Regions from separate parts of the Mus musculus genome. Here region 2 is linked to region 1. Evidence: chromatin loops called from intact Hi-C (ENCODE). Cell type or tissue: heart. All regions are shown on one strand. Links, peaks and the distances in the headings refer to the core of each region. The heading gives the core; the rest is flanking DNA. Region 1 holds the start of Col15a1 (collagen, type XV, alpha 1). Region 2 has its middle 21 kb from the start of Gm52731.

Region 1 (8,330 bases), core at 178-8,177:
AAGAGAAACACATACACATAGGCACGAGCTAGGAAAATACAAATACAGGCTTCATTAGGATTCTACCTGGCGCCTGTTAGAAATGTTGACATTAAATGCAGTGATGAGGCCAGATGCTGGCCGGGATGTGAGGATGGGGACTCTCACTTCCTGATGCCCACAACAGAGAAAGGCATGCCAGCCATACCTGCTTATGTGGAAAATATTCACCCCTGTGACCCTGCACCCCATCTGGATAGGAAACTAAAGAAAATGCCTCCTACACACATGTCCTGAGATGCACACGACAACAGTCATACCCCACTGTCAGATTCCACAGGTACATGACAGCCCATGTGCTGCTGAAAATAAAACGGAAAACTCACAGCAGGTACAGTCACGGAGGGCACTATTATACCACAGAGCAAACAATTTGCCTCACACAGGAATCTCAAAACCTTAATATTCAGAGAAAACTAGAAACTGAAAAATATATCCCTTGTGGAAAAGGCTCAAAGTCAAATAAGATAGAGCCCAGGCATTTAGGGATGTGCGTTTAGGTTGTCTTCTTTTTTCAATGAGCAGATCTGACAACTATAAAGGTCCAGGTGACAATCACCCCTGAGAGGTAGGGAACCCCACCCCTAACCAGGGCAGGTCAAAACCTCGGGTGTTCTGCTTCCTACTATTTCAGCTGGGCTGGACTTTCAAGGCGCACTCTTAGGTGAAGGTGTTCCCTCAGGAGAAAGCAAAGGAAGCAGATGATTTGAACACACCAGTACCTTATTAACAGGCACAACAATACCTGCTTCAGCAGCCATTCCAACCTCCAAAACAGCAGCCATTTCAAACCAGCTATTTCACTGGGAGAGAGCTTGCAATGTTGGCCAGCAGCCTTGCCCTGACCCTTCAGAAACACAAGAGGCCATGACGGAGGAGCCCTCAGGATGAGAGAAATATGGAATGAGATGTGACCTTTTCTTTCTACCTGTAAACTCAGAGCCTCCTAGGGGAGATCTGGGCCTGGCTCCTTCCTATTCCCAGTCTGCAGGAGGCCTGGCTGAGTGTGTGCTCAATCTGTTTGCTGAACCAGATGGCGTAAATACTGTTTTATTGTCCAGTGTTCAAAACTAGAAGAAACACAGAGCTGAGCAAATCTTGCCATCCCATCTCAGAGATGGTAAAATAGAGGCTCAGAAGGAGACTTTAGTCATCTCAGCTTACTGAAAGAATGGGTCCATGATAAAGCCTGGGTTTTCCAATCCTCAAAACTGGGTCATGGAGGAGCAAAGATCTACTTAGTAATAAATCCACTATCTGAAGATTACCATATGCCTGTGTTCCATCCCCACCATAGGAGCTTTGCCTATGGTGGCATTCAGGGACAGCACAGACAATAGAGCTGGAAACCCAGAGGAGCAGCCAGGACTCAGAACAGCCTTCCCAAGGCAGCCAGTACTTGATGGGGCTGGCAGTCTGGAAGTGGCCACCCATGTGCAGGCTCTATGTCCGGGAACCAGACAAGAAGTTTCACCCACCTGAGATTGGATGTCTGCAAAGTGCATTCGTTTTTGTTTTCCTAAGCAGGTTTGCTGAGGTCTGCAGTGTTGCTCGTGCTGAAGACAGTGAAGTGAGGTAAGGCATCGGTGTGGCAGCACAGCACCTCAGCCCAGGCCTTACAAAGTCCCCAGCTGCCCATTTTAGTCACCCCTGCTCTCTCCCCTAGGCCTAAGCAATTAAGGATACCTTCCATCTCTGTGGCTTTTTCCCCTTTAAGGAAGTTTGTTAGTGGACTCGGGTAACTTGCAGGTTTTTACCTGGCCACCTTCACTTACCATACTGTAGCATGGGTCTGTGCTCCCTCACTTTTTATTGTTGAATAATATTTCGCTAGTGGATATACCATGATTTATTCATTTGTTTAGCAGTTAATGACCCAGCTTCTTTCTATACTTTGCCATTATGTATAATGCCATTATGAACGGCTACATAAAAGTTTTTGAGTGGGCATATGATTTGTCTTTCACTTGAATAGACATTAAAGGAGTAGAGTCACTAGATGGTGGTGTAATCAATATTTAGTATTTAAGAAGCTGCCTAGCTACTGGGGAAATGACACAAGCTTAACCATTTAGTTTAGTGGTCAAGAGCATAGATTCTTCCAGCTGGACTTCTACCAATGAAGGCCAAGTGCTCATGGACAAATGAGCCTTGGTATCGCTGTCTGTGAAGCCGCATCTATGGGGCTGGTGTGAACTCTGCTGTTGCCTATAAAGCTATAAAGGCTTGGGGGGGTGTGTCCATTGAAATATAGTCTAGCTAAGTAGCCCAGGCCAGCCTTGAACTGACAATCCTCTTGCCTTAGCATTGCAAATGCTGGGATTACAAACATGTGCCACCATGTTCAGCAAACCTTTCTTGTCTTCTTCCTTCCTTCCTTCCTTCCTTCCTTCCTTCCTTCCTTCCTTCCTTCCTTCCTTCCCTCTTCTTTTCCTAACAGCCAGTTGAACCGTGGCCCTGAGGGGGAATGTCCCTCAGAGCCCACAGACTTGCAGTCTACCACAGAACAACTGTGGTACAACTACCTTGGAACAACTGAGTGGCTTTAGGATAATTGCAGCCCCTCCTGGGCCTCTTCTCTTAGTAAGGAGATGGGAAGCACAGCAGGATATAAGAGCTTTGGAGGTGGACCGGACTCCTCTCATGAGGAGGACACTCCCTTTAGAGCATTCACCGGGAACTGGGGGACCTTAAGGCCATCTCTGTCTGGGAAACTCTTTTGATTGATGGTTGACAGCAAAGTCTCTGGAGTAAGAGTACCTGGATCAAATCCTACTCTAGACTCTTAGAAAGCTAGGACTTGGATTCAGTGTGCTCAGAATAGGATATCTTAAGTCCTTAGTCTCCAGCTCCTGGGATAGTGACTGAGACAGGAACTCATTCAGACCTCATTCAATGCAAGGCTGAGTAAGAATTAACCGTGTAAACCTCATGCAAGATCTATACAGCTCAGGGCTCCAGGAGCCCTCTTCAAATCCCAAAGGGGCATTGGATGTCATCAGCTGCCCTCTGCTGCTGACTTGGCAAAGCCCTATGTCATATGGGAAATTGCAAGGTTTCCACACTGGCTATCCTTGGGAGAAGCCAGAACTCTGCTCCAACTGCCCTTTGATCTGCAAGAAACACCAGGCTGGGCGCCCTGGCAGGAAAAGCTATCATTGCATCTGCGCCTTGCTCCCTTGCAGATCACGGGCGGAGTGATACCAGGCATTTTCAAGTAACTACGGAGTCAAACAAGACCACCAATCCTGGACCAGCTTCCTAGGGGACTATACAACACTTCTCCGCCTTCACTGTTTTCAACTGGGCTATGCGCTACTTCTCTAAGTCCAAAGCGGGTCAGGGCTGTTGTTCCAAAAGCCTGGTTTTGCTGAGTACATAATGCAAAGGCTGAGCAGGGACAGGAACCTGCCCAACTGGGTTTGAGTTCTGGCTTTCATAGTTGCCACTTCCTAAGCCTCCCCAACAATGCTTTCCAACACAGGCACTCCTGAGAAGAGCAAGGTATCTTTCCGACACTTATTCTCATGGAAAGGACATTATTTCCCATCTGTCCGTTACACTTCTCAACGCTTCTGGAACAATGAGGGTCTAGTTTACCAGATCTTCTCAGATGAGGAAACTGAGGCATGCAGAGTGAAAAAATGTTGCCCACAGTCACCCAACAGAGGCGCAATTCACACCGGCAGTTCGACTTTAAGTCAGACCCACTTTAATCCAACAGCTTCTGAGTCCTCTCAGGGGAAACTGAGGCCCATAGAAGAGAAAGAAAGATCAGTTTCTCAGGCTTAGTCCATCATCCACTGCGCCTCTGTCCGGCAGGGATGGGGACCTCTAGTGACTCAGGCTGAACCAAACACGCTAGCGACTCTGTTCTGTTATGTCAGGAACGACTAGGATGTCAAGGTATCCCTGCCGAAGACCATGTTTTCCCATGGACTGAGTGTACATGGGACCTGCTCACCCTACAGCCCAGTGCGCACGACCTCAGCGCGGGAGCCCAGCGCGCTTTGGGATAGTTTGGCAGTGTGTTGTCACTGTACAGCTAAAACCCCTCTCTGCCCGCTCTGGTGAGCCACGTCCAGCCCAGACACTCTTGTGTGCCTTCGCTGAGGCAATCATCTCAGCGCCTAGGAACCCGGGGGGCCCGGGAGGACCCAGGGCAAGACGGCTGTGCGCCGCGCCAAGCAAGTACTCCCTTTTATGTCCAGGAATGAGGCGCCGTAGCACCCGGGCGCGCAAACCCAAGCGGCTGTGGCTTACCTGTCGCAGCGCGGGTCTGCAGGACAGCGGAGAGCAGCGCGGAGATGATGGAGAGCAGCCACCTCGGGCGCCGGCCCTGCGCGGTCCTCCTGCAAGAAGCGGTGGCAGAGAAGGTGAGGCGGCGGCTAGGAGGTGAGGCGAAGGTGCAGGGGGAGCGGGGCGCGGGTCCTACCTGTGTGTCATGGTGCAGCCGCCGGACCCCAGCTGTACTTCGCCCGCGGAACAAAGGCTGCGCTCGGTGGCGACGGCGGGATCCCCGCTGCTGCCCGCGCCTGAGTCACCCGCGCTCTGAAACCCGACTCCGCCGCGCCCTGCGCTCCCCCACGCGCGGTGCCCCACCTCGCCGCCGGTCCCCGCTGCGCCTCCCCACGCCCCCTTCTTCCCGCCACCCCAGAGCCTTATGTAACCCGCGAGGAAAGCCCCGCATGCAGACGCAGAGCTCCACAACCCAGGGCCGGCTGGGATCGCTGGGGTTTCCTTACATGACAGACTAGGCTATTGAGATTCAGAGGGGAGTGGCAGTGTCCCAAAGCTACGCGGTTGAAGTCGCTCCTGGTTGCTGTGCCACACCCAGCAGGCCAGCCAAGATCCCACTTGCATGCCCCAGAGTAACACGGTGGGGACGGAAGTCATACACAGAGCGAGGACTTTGAAGGACTCGTGGGGTGTGCTCTGAATATTTTGGAATCCCAAAACCTTGACCAAGGGGAACTGAAGTCCAGAGAAGCCAAACGATTTACCAAGGCATCCATCCAGTGAGCCACACAAGAGAATCAACATTGAAGAAAAGAGTAAGGTCTCAATGTTGACCTAGGCACATAGAGTCAGGTGTGTTACCTGCCCGCTGGGAACAAGACACCCTTTAACTAACAAGCAACACAGAAGGCAGGAATTGGGAGCTTAGCTCTTGAAAAACGCTATCCTTAGGAGCTCTTGCAGTTACTAACTAGTGCACTGCAGGAAACGTGGGGGTGAGGACACACCACAAGGGTCAAGACAGGCAGAGCCATTGGCTTTTAAGGGACCGAGGCACCGGAAGCCAGGAGGGCTCCAAGGAACTAACAAGGAAGTTAGGGGGCATTCTAAGGATACTGCCCACTTAAGGTGGCTTTGACATCTGTTCACCCTGTCTATGGATTTGAACTCTCGTTCCCCTTTTGTGCCTTCTGTGATGGGTATAACACTTGTTACAAATGATTAACCATGGGGAATTGGCTTTCTTGGGTCTGGATTTCTCTATTACTTGTAAAATGCACCAGCCAGATCTGTAACTGACTTCCTAGATAGATTTACCTAAGGAAATTGTCGCACCCAAGGTTGTTCTGTTTGACAGTTAGAGCCAGTGGCTATAAACAGGTGGCCTGGGTCTCCATGTGGTCCGCAGATAAGTTTGGTCAGTGATAGCTTCCAAATTAAAAAGTTAATAATAACAACATTTTATAATTATGAACTGTTTATTAAGATCCATATTTTGTAGGGCTGGAAGGATGGCTCAGGGGTTAAAAGCATGTAGTGCTCTCGAAGAGAACCCAAGGTCCAGGCACCCACATAGAGTAGGCTACAATCACCAGCAACTCTAGTTCCTGCGACCTAACACCCTCCTCTGGCCTCTGTGGGCACTCCTACATGCATGTACATACAAATATATGCACACAAATTGAAAAACCAAATTTGTGGACTATTAGAATTCAGGTAGACCTGATGACATGGAACCTGCATTTTTGATGTCAGATTTTATTGGAATTTCATCAGTTGGGCAATATCCTCCAGTTTACCATGGTTGCCACCATTTTCTGCTTCACCCATCAACAAGACAAAGGACCAGTCCTACTTAATACCACACTTGAAGTCTGTCTTTGCTCATAAGTCAGAGTGAAACTGGATTGAGAGCTTACCACCCTGTTCCAAACGAGCAAACAAGGGGTCTATGGAGAGACGGCCGTGTCTAAATGAGATAGGGAAGAGCTTATGTTTAATACACAGATACAGTTTGGTTACACATATAAGATGACTTTATGCCACAAGCCTGACCTGCCCCAGGAGGAAGGTACATCCTGTATTCAGCTGATGGGGCTTGACTGTGGTTCAACTCATCAGTGCTGGATACTGCAGTAGATTCCTTTACCGCCCTCTCAGAGAAGTCCTGTGTACACATTTGTTGTTTCTAGGTAAGCACCCGAGACCCAGCTCCTTGAAATCTAAAGACAAAGATCCCCTTGGGTCTTCTCTCATGTGGTGACTGGAAACAGAACCTGGCCGATCGTACTGGTTTACTTCTCCTTCACCTGGAAAAGGCAAGCAAGATTGTTGTGTTGAAATTTGGCCTGAAGGTGGGAGTTATGGCCTAAGACCGGAGATATCTCAGGCCTAGGAGCTGAGAGGGAGCGGGAGAGGGTCCCCTGTGGGTGTGGGACTGATGGGGCAGGAAGCCAAGTGAGGCATTCCACCTCCTGTCAGACAGTGCTGCGAGGGCTTAAGTGATTTCCTTCCATTCAATGTGGAGTTGTAGAAATAGCCAAAAGGAAGCGTCATGTCATACCCCAGCTAGTCTAAATTGTTTACCACGGTTCAGGCCAATCTGCAAGACTGGGACGTGTGGAGACTGGGGATTTAATGTCCTGAATTCTCCAGAACTTGACTAAATGAGTAGACTGTCCATTTTCCTATAATCCAGCCAAATGTTCCAGGAGGCTCTGTCTGCAAGGGCATTCTTCAGACTGTCTCCAGCAGCTGGAAGGGCACTGGAACCTGGAAGGAGCACCCCAGACCTGGTCCGAGAAAAGGTTACCAAGACTCAGTGCACGGCATTCTGAACTGGACTTTCTTCAGTATGTGGGTAGGATGTGTCTTTGGTATCTCACAGGAGATACACAAAGCCTGCCTTGTGCATCTGATTAATGGACAGAAAAGGCAGAGTTCACTAGCCTGCTAGAAGTGAACTTATTAAAGTAGCCAGAGAAGAGGGCTGCCTCTTGGATGACCAGGAGAAAACCACAACTGTTCTGCATACGTCTGCTGCCCAGGAGGGGCTTGTACTCTGAGGAGACCTCAGCAGTGTCTATGCAGAGGAGGCTTAGAAAACGTGTTGTTCAGCATGTCACATAATGATGGATTTGAAAGTCTGACAAGCCAGACAGGCAAGAGAAAACAGGAGAGAGGGTGCATAAGCAAACACCCAGTGCCCTGTCAAATGTGTTCCTACCTCCTCTCTCTTGTCATTTATGTGCATAGTGGCCATTGTTCCTTGGCTGCACCTACATCTCTTTACCTGAATGCTTTCTCTGGCCCTGGAGCCTATTCTGTCTACAAGCATGATAGGATTAAATTCCCCCTTCCAATTTTTTAGCCAATGGAAAATGGCTAATACTTCTTTTTTTCTTCTAGATGCTGTGTTTCAAAAACAGTAATTTCTTAACCTTCCTCTCACTCTTGGTCTCTTCCTTCTCCCCCCCCCCACCCCCTTACAGGAAATACTCCTGGTGCTGGGCACACAGCAGGTGAGCACTCTTCCCCTTGAGCTACACCTCCAGCCACATTTTGTGGAATTTCTCAAGTCATTTGAAATGTTCTCTCACAATGCACACAGCTAATGCCTCTAATGGGCTCTTCCTTTTTCCCTACCACAGGACTTCACCCCTGTTCTCTAAGATGATACTCACTGTACAGTGGCACCTAAGACTTGCCCCAGATGCTGTTGTCTGGGGAGCCTAGGATGAGAGAAGGGAATTTCTCTTCCACACTTTCACACATTCATGTGCCTGACCCAGTATCTGAGGTGTCTATCACTCACTGCTCACAGGCTCCGGTTAGTATGATGTCATCAACATAGGAGAGGGACAAGCACTACAGAGGTGCATTCCTATGGGTTACATGATAGCGCACACTGAAGAGTCCATGTACCTGCAGGATAAAACACTATAATACATTCCCATCTTTACTATGTGAAAGCACACTTGGATCCTTCCCTGAGACCCCACTTGCAGGATCATCCTGCAACTCACTGCCAAAGGCTGTGCTGATCAGTTCCA
Region 2 (8,330 bases), core at 104-8,103, 76 kb after region 1:
TCTTTTTAGAACCAGAAGACACGATTATGACCAAATTTAGCAAACAACCAAAAAAATGAAAATCCAACCCATATTTTAAAGTGCGCTTCTGCAACTCCACCCTCCGGAAGGGAAGTCTCCTCCGAGCCATGTGGGTGTGGATGGAGAGCTGAAGAGGCAGAGCCATGCTGTGTCACCATTCTGAGGGCAGTGGACATGGGCGGGGTCTCCTCACCAACGACAGACAACTGGCAAGAGCAGGGCCAGACTGGGGTCTGGGGGGGTCCATAGCCAAGAGAAGCCATCTCTTGGCTATAGCGGGGGAGAAGAGATGCTTCTACACTCCAGATGTCAGACTCGGTAGAATGGCCCTCTTTAGACGGGCTCTACTCTTAGTACATTGTTCTACTGTGCTTGCTGAGGAGCACAGGAAACCCAGGCACCAGTGCAGACTGCCTTACACTATCATAGCAGCCAAGTATTAGGGGCTGCACATGACAGGCACACTGGACAGGGGGATTGAAAACTATTATTTCCAGGAATTCTAAATGAGCCCAGCTATGTCTGAGAGATTTTCAGAAGCGGGGAGAGGTGCCTGGGAGCCAGAATGAGTGAGGCAGGTACACCAAGCATAGGTGCCAAGGCTTGCCCTGCAAAGTACAGCATCTGAGAGCCAGGCCTGACGAGGCTGTCCTGAGAGACGCTGTTTCCTCTGGCTAAATTAAGAGACAAAGCGACCAGATTAGACAAGGCTATAATCTCATTAGACTCAGTATCCCTCAGCCCAGATGGGAACCAATCTCTCCTCAGCTAGAAAAACACGACAGGGCCAGCAAGATGGCTCTGTACATAAAAAGTGCAAGCTTGATGTCATGGCTTCCATCCTCAAGACCTCGGGGAGAAGAAGAGAACTTACTCCTCCAAGTTGTCCTCTGGCCTGTATACATCCCCCAACTCTCAAATGAAATGACGAAAGCATGCATCTATAATGTACAAACACTTCCGTTGTGAGGTTGTCATGAAAATTCAATGTATGAAAGTCAGTCATCATGGTGTCTCATACACGCAGTACACACAGTAAATGGTGTTCATCATTGTTAGAAACTTTGGCATGTATGACAAAGTTGACAGCCGGGTGTAGTGACACACACCTATAATCACAGCCCTCAGAAGAATCAGGAATTTGTGGTCAGCTGGGGTTACATGAGACCCTCTCTCAAAAAAAAGGCAAGCAGAAAGCAAGCTAGCTAGCAAGAGGCAAATACGATCAAAGCTTAGTCGAGGCATTTCTCCCAGGAGTTGGAAGGTGCAAGATGAGTTTGTGCATGTAAGCCCAGGGGCCTAATTCTGCATCCCGTGAGGATGGACTGTGTTTACTGGGCATAAGGCTTTTCTTTTGGTTTGTTTGTTTGCTTTGTTTTGGTTTTTTTTTGAGACAGGGTCTTTCTACATAGTCCTCACTCTCCTAGAACTCACTATGTAGACCAGGCTGGCCTTGAATTCACAGAAATCTACTTGCCTCTGCCTCTGGAGTGCTGGCATCATTCAGATGGTCAGCCACGCAAAGGAAGCTGTGGTCAAGGAAAGACTGTTAGGGTCTCTGATCCAGCCTCAGCACACTTGGGCACGTGGACCTGAAAGTCTTCAATCCCCACCACAGAGATGCTTGCACATCCATGTCTACTGCAGCACCATTGACTGTTGGCAAAATATGAAACCAATCTAGATTGCCAGCCACAGATAAATGTCTAAAGAGATTGTGGTACATATAGAGGATGGCTTTTTACTCAGCTGTGAAGAAGACTGGTGTTTTCATCTGCAGGAAAATGCAAGAACTGAAGATCATCAGGTCAAACACAAAATCAACCAGAGTCGGAAAGACAAATGTTTCTCTCATGTAGAATCTAGATTATGTACTCTATCTATCTATCTATCTATCTATCTATCTATCTACCTACCTACCTACCTACCTATCTACCATTTATCCATCATCTATGCATCAGTTATTATCTATCATCTATTATCTATTTATATATAATCTGTCTATTATCTATCTATAATCTATGTATGTATGTATACTATTATCTATCATCTATCTATAATCTATGTATATATATGTATCTTCCTACTATCTATAATCTACCTATCTATCTATCCATCTATCATTCTATATATCTATGAATATCACATAAAAATAGAAAGGCACTACTTGGGGGCAAGAAAAAGACCAGTGGGGCATGAAAGAGAATAAGGGTACGTTTTTAGTTAAGACATATTCTCTCTCCCCACTACCCCCTCTCTCTTCTGCATTTGAAATGCTCACACACACATGTGCGAGTGTGCGCGCGCACGCACACACACACACACACACACACACACACACACACTAAGTGGAATGGCTTTAGCTTGGTGGCTCCTTCAACAATGCAACAAAAACAAAATGAAGCAGAAAATGAAAGTGAACAGAAGGCTAGAGGGAATGCTCCAGTGGTGCTGTCTCTGGACACAGAGTGAGTGGCTTCTTGATAATATGTTTTTGTAGTTTCTAAATTTTTGACAATGAGCTTACGTTTTTTGCTCTTATTATTTTTTACTTTGTTATTTAAAAAAATTGGAAGTAAATAAAAACACGCACTAAAATTAAGCAAATCAAAGATTATGCAACTTAATGAAATTATGAAATGTTAGAATTGGCTTATTTTTTTGTAATCATATGAAGGGAATAAAGTGTTAAACACAGCGGCACACACCTCAGGAAGCCAGCCTTGTATGAGACTGTGGGTGTGGGTTTAGTTCTGAAGCTCCCAAGCCAAAATCTATTCCTATCAGAGATTCAGAGCAAGCAGGTGTCCTTATCCCTGCCAAGCCTGCTCCCTGTGTCCTTGCAAGAGAGAACAGACACCCTGAACAGGAACCCAGGAGGACAGTTCTAGGGTGTGAGGCCCAAGGATGGGGTCACGGAGGTCCTAGGAGCTCAGGTGGCACGGTGGAGATGGGAGTGTTTCACTCAGCTCTAGGGTCAGTCAGGCTTCAGGTCAACAGCAGTGTGGCTCTTTACACTAGGACTAGTCTCCCCATCTGCAATGGCTGGTGTTTATCACCAACATGACTCAGTCTACCCCACCCAGGAACTAGGCCTCTACAGGACCTTGCCTCTGGGGGATGATCTTAAGTTCCCTGATGTAGGCACCCATCTTAAGTGTGGGTGGAGTCACTCCCTGGGCAGGGCAATCTGGGTTGTATAAAATGAAGGAAGACAGCTGAGGACCGATAAACACCCACCTTTGCAGTGACAATTTTGGCATTTTGGTTGGTTCCTTTGAAAGACACAGAAATGTTATAGGAACCTGTTTTCATCGTAATCCCAGGTGTGAGAGATGAGGCTGTTGCTTCAGGTGGTCCACGGCAGCTGACTATGCTGTGCCTCCTGCTCTAGCAGGGGCGTGATTTTTCCCAGCAGCAGATCGTTTCTGCGACTGTGTGACATTTGGAATTCTGGGGACTTTTCAGAGGGTATATAAGAGCCAGGGTCTTATTGTTGGTTGGATACTGCTGGTTATTGGTGGCCGAGGTTTAAGTAGTTATGCACAAAGAAGAAAGAATAAACTAAGGTATCCTGACGATAAAGATCAAACTTGCCCCAAGGAACTCAACAGGAAGCAGTCTAATGGCAATGTTGTCCCCTCTCCCCTGTATCCTTTTTTCTTTCCTATCTAGTCTTGGGGTTGAAAGGGTGGAAACAAAGGGGTGGGGCAGGGTGGAAGAAAGAAGAACCCACAAAGTAGCCAAAGACTGGCTACACGCCCCTCTCTGTTTCTTGACTGTGCCTGCTGCTTAGGCTCTTCTCCCTTGACTTCCCCACCACAACAGACCTCATAGGGCTGTGCACTAAAACAAACCCTTTCTCCCTCAAGTTGTTTTTTTTTTTTTCAGAGTATGGATAACACAGCAACAGGATAGACCCAAAGGCACCATCAGAAGGTGGCAGAATCAAGCCTGCTCTACTTTGAATCAAAGACAGTATTGAGCTAGGACAGACCCTGGGCCAGCAACAGGAAATGAGAGTTCTGGCGCTGTGTGACACTGGTCTGGTACTTTCCCTCTCTGGGCCTCTGGTTTTCCATCTGTAGTTGGTGGAGTTGGACAGAGTACGTTCTCACTGGCTTTCCAGCTTGAAGACAACAGTGGTGTGACAGCACAGAGCCCTGGCCACCCTGTCTTCATGGCCTGATAGACTGAGGATGCCTTTGGGCCCTATTGTTCTAGCCCTGCCTTTAATGAGGCCACATCTGGAGTGTATCTCCGCTGAGCCCTGTTGTGTGCAGCTCCTCACAGCTGGGTCCCCATAAATCAATTTGTTCTATGGACAAGTTCCCAGAACCATCACAGATTCTGACCCAGAAAAGCAGTTTTTATTTCCCTGCAGTTTCTGGTTCCAAAGGCTGTGAAATGAAGTCCACTCACATTGGGGCAAGCTCTCAGCTTCTCCAAATTCCAGCCCAGAGGATTTCAGAGGAGCCACGTGTCTTCAGGCAGGAAGCATGAACCAACCCCTTCTGGTTCCTTTGAGAGGTTGGGGTGGCACCCCAACTCCACGATGAAAAGACAGCGGAAATGATCCCCCCGGACTCCTATGACTCTCAGATTCTTATTCTCCTCAGAGATCTTAGTAATTTTGGAGAAGAAGAATAAAGAAAATTCACCCCTGTGGAGGGAGGGAAGCCTGTGCTCTTTAGCTCTGCAACAGACACCACTCTGTCCCCAGCTCTCTCTAGGTCTCAGACATTGGAGTCCTGCCTGGGTGGGCTCTGCATCCCTCCCTCAGTGAGTGTTCCCTGTGCATCATCAAATTGGCTTGGGGGTTGGGAGGAGCAGCATTTCACCCTAACTCAGATGAAGCTCCGTGCTCCCTCCCAGCCCAGACCCTACTCTCCTTATCCTTGGTTGTGAGCGGCTCATCAGTAAGGTGGCTTGCCCAGAGTCCAAGCAGCCAAACTGAAGGTAGCACCAGTCTCAGCTACAGCACCACCCGACCTCACCTCTCCTGACCACCTAAGTCCACCCTTGGCCCTTAGTTGTCTCTCTTGATAAGGGTTTGGAATCAGATTCCACTTAGAGGTGTTCTTAAAGATACATCTTTGTCTTTGTTTATTTGTATATTTGTTTATGTTATTTGCTATTCTTATTTATTGAACTTCCTCTGTAGACAAGGCTGGCCTCAAACTCACCGCAATCCTTCTGCCTCAGCCTCCCAAATGCTTTAACTAATGACATGAATCACCACACCTGGCTGAATGACAGTTTTTATCAACAAGAATCCATGTGTGGCTCAGGAGGCTTCTGAGAAACAGCAGCCCCCTGTCCCATCGCTCTTTGCCCCTGGACCGAAATGACCCTTAGACTTCCTGAAACTCTTGGAATCTAATTTTTTCCAGGGAGCTAAAGTAATTATGGGTAAGACGAGTTGAAAAATTAAAACTATGGAGGATGGCTGAGGCTTGGTCATCTCTGAAGATCTGTGCTTTTCTGTTCTGCTGTAGCAGACATCACAGGACCCTGGTGAAGAGCAACAATGGGGTTTCTCTTCACTGACACCTCTGTCCCCAGCTATCTCTGGGAATAAGCCAGAGCAAAAAGTACCACCGCTTGGTCTATGCTCCCGGCCCTCCCCTTCCCATCCAGTGAGTGTTCCCACTCCAGACTGAGAGCTCACCCTCATGCTTGCATACTTATTCCTGGATTTGCATCCATGTTCAAATAGCATACTACCCAGCTTCCTCAAGATGTTTCCATCTTAAACTATTATTATTATTATCATTATTATTATTATTATTATTATTATGACTTCCTGGTAGGGAAAACAGAGGAGTTTGTTCTTTTATACCACCAGCTCTCTCCACCTTTGTGGGTGGGGGAGGTGCAGGTTCTTATATATCCCAGGCTAGCCCTTCATCTTCCCAGCTCCACCTCCTGGGTGGTGGGATGTTAGGTAGGTTCCATTGTGATCAGCAGGCCTTTTCCTTCTTGTAGATACACACACACACATACACACACACATTCTGCCCTGTCTATCCCACAGCCTACCCAGCAACATCACTTGCATCACCTCTGAGGTATCTGAGGTCAGTGTGGCCTGGTCAGAAGCTAATTCAGACCTCCAGTTAAATGTAGATTTAATGTTGGCACTTGCTTCTCTCCCTCGTAAATTATGAAAACCACACCCCAGCAGGATGGTGGAAGCAGCAAGGCTGGAGGGCTATCCTCGGGCAGAGGAGACTCCAGAACATCTGCTTTCTTAAGGACCATCCAGGGGGTAAGAGCAAACACACTGGGTGGCCTCCAATGAGATCTAGAGCAAGAATAGAAGTCCCAGGGAGACCTATGCCAGCACCACCTGGATGTATGTTAGGATGTGTGTTTAGTGGCAGGAGATAGGCTGAGGCTGGCTGTGTGTGCTGGAGACACAGATGGGGGATTTCTGCAGGGACGGAGAGGTAAGCATTTGACTCCTGAAGTCCCTGCAGAGCCTACAGCAGTCACTTGCGTTCTCAGCTCTGTGATCCATGAGAATCCAGTGGTGCTCTGTCGTCCTTCTTGACTGACCACACCAGAGCTGTGCCAACGGGCACACACATCTGGTATATCCTTGTAGGGTGCTGAAATCTCTCTTAAGGCTCCCATGAGCAGCCTCTCTCACTGACCCCTGCCTTATAAAAATTTCAAGATGATTCACAGACATTTCATGATTCAGCAGTTGGGGCAGAAGCCTCCGTTCCACAGGGACTGAGTGGAAGATGGCGAGGAAGGGCTAGATGGAGCAATCACAGCTGATGTGGGCTCTGACTGTGGCCTCTCCAGCAGGGCAGCAGGGATCTCATAAGGCAAGACTGAGGAAATACGTCCCCCAGCCCCTGCCCTGTTTTAAAGAAAGAGATGGTAGAGGGTGAAGCCACAGATGGAATTCTACCTGCTCAGTGCATTCACATACGAGGGAGCGGCAGTCTGGCTCCTAAGTGGTTCCACACGTGGGGCACAGTCCCTGGCTTCTTCTTGTTCTGGAACTCTCTACAGAAATGTAAATCAGCCACAAAATCTTCTGTGCTCTCCAAGTGGGACAGACTCATTCATTCAGGCTGCTGATAGCTATTGTTGTGTAAGTGGGCTAAGAGTTGAGGAGCCGGCCTAACATCAGGGTGTGGGAGCTATGGGCCCCTTGGGGACCTGTGAGTCACTTTTTCTCCCCTCTGAGAAGCAAGAGAGCAGCAACCACTCAACTCTGGAGTAAGTCCAGGGTGCTATGTGACCTAAGACCAGTTCTCAGCCCTCTTCAATACTTCTATCTAAAACAGGGCCAGGGTCTGTGTGGCCTGGCATCTTGGCAGGTATTTTGCGAATCCAATGAGCTCACTGGTAGAATGTGCTTACAATAGTGCTTTGGTTGTGGTAATTATAATCATCCTGAGTAAAAGCTGCACAGGGGAAGCCACAGTGCCCCCCTCCCCCGCCGACCTGACAAGCTCAGACAACATAACCCCTGTAGAAAGCAAGTCTCCAAAGCTATGAATAAAGAAATGGAGGATACAGCTTGTTCTTCATTTCAATTTTATTCTATGAGTGTTTTGTCTGCATGTGTATCTGTGTGCCACACTCATGCCTGGCATTTGAGGGATCTAGAAGAGGGAGTTCGATCTCCTGAAACGGGAGTTGTAGATGGTTGTGGGCAGCCATGTGGGTTCTGGGAATCAAACTTGGGTCCTGTGGAAGAGGAGTCAGTGCTCTAACCACTTAGCCATCTCCCCAGCCCACCAGGAAGCACGCCCGTATTCCCAGTCATTCTTGTCAAGTAAATACTGCAGGTGTGATATGCCAGGCCAGATGGTGAAACCTTCAACACTTGTTCCCAAGATTGGAACCCAATACAGTCAAACACAGCACAGCCAGGCTGTGAAGGCTCAGTTTAAAACGAGGCCCCGCTGACACCTCCAGAACTTCAACCAAGCCGAATCCAGAAGACAGTTATAAACAGTGTGTGAAGCACCAACATTACAATTCCGCTCTGGTTTGCTGTGTCTGCAAGCACACCCTTTCCTCGACAGCCCCCGTCTCCCCCAACAACCACACGTGGCACTGGGTGGCCTCTGGGTGCCTGCCAGGTATCTACCCAGCCCATGGATCTCACATCTACAGGAGTTTAAAAACCATTGTCTTGTCTTCCACAGAAGCACTGTCCTATTTCCGAGCTGACACCACCACCTAGTGTGTCACTCAGGAAGGCACGCCTGTTGTGGGGTGGCGGGGCTGGCTGGAGCCTCCCTTTGCCCTTCTCTCTCTTCATGCAGGGCCTCAGCCCA

What was found. A loop is a pair of places that touch in the nucleus more often than their neighbours do. Peaks named below come from ENCODE experiments on the same cell type or tissue, not always from the same donor. Only the 100,000 strongest peaks of a DNase experiment are listed, where the experiment ranks them.
Region 2: it touches region 1 in a loop (4-fold over the local background); 5 of 42 quality-filtered maps call a loop at or near these places.

What each region holds. Positions count from the first base shown.
Region 1 is chr4:47,204,507-47,212,836 of GRCm38, reverse strand. Col15a1 (collagen, type XV, alpha 1) reads right to left here and starts at 4,825. Exons shown (of 40, transcript NM_009928.3): 1 at 4,475-4,825; 2 at 4,303-4,391. The coding sequence starts at 4,485. Gm12426 (a long non-coding RNA gene) reads left to right here and starts at 3,211. Exons shown (of 3, transcript XR_001784287.2): 1 at 3,211-3,543; 2 at 4,251-4,415; 3 at 6,471-8,330. In heart, for the core only: a CTCF peak has its summit at 3,873; DNase peaks (open chromatin) are centred at 3,888, 4,706 and 6,746; H3K4me3 peaks cover 1,239 bases; H3K27ac peaks cover 611 bases; H3K27me3 peaks cover 6,937 bases.
Region 2 is chr4:47,128,603-47,136,932 of GRCm38, reverse strand. No RefSeq gene overlaps it. Among named protein-coding and RNA genes, the nearest start is that of Gm52731, 21 kb to the right of the region's middle. In heart, for the core only: no CTCF peak of the experiment used is centred there; DNase peaks (open chromatin) are centred at 4,392 and 7,192.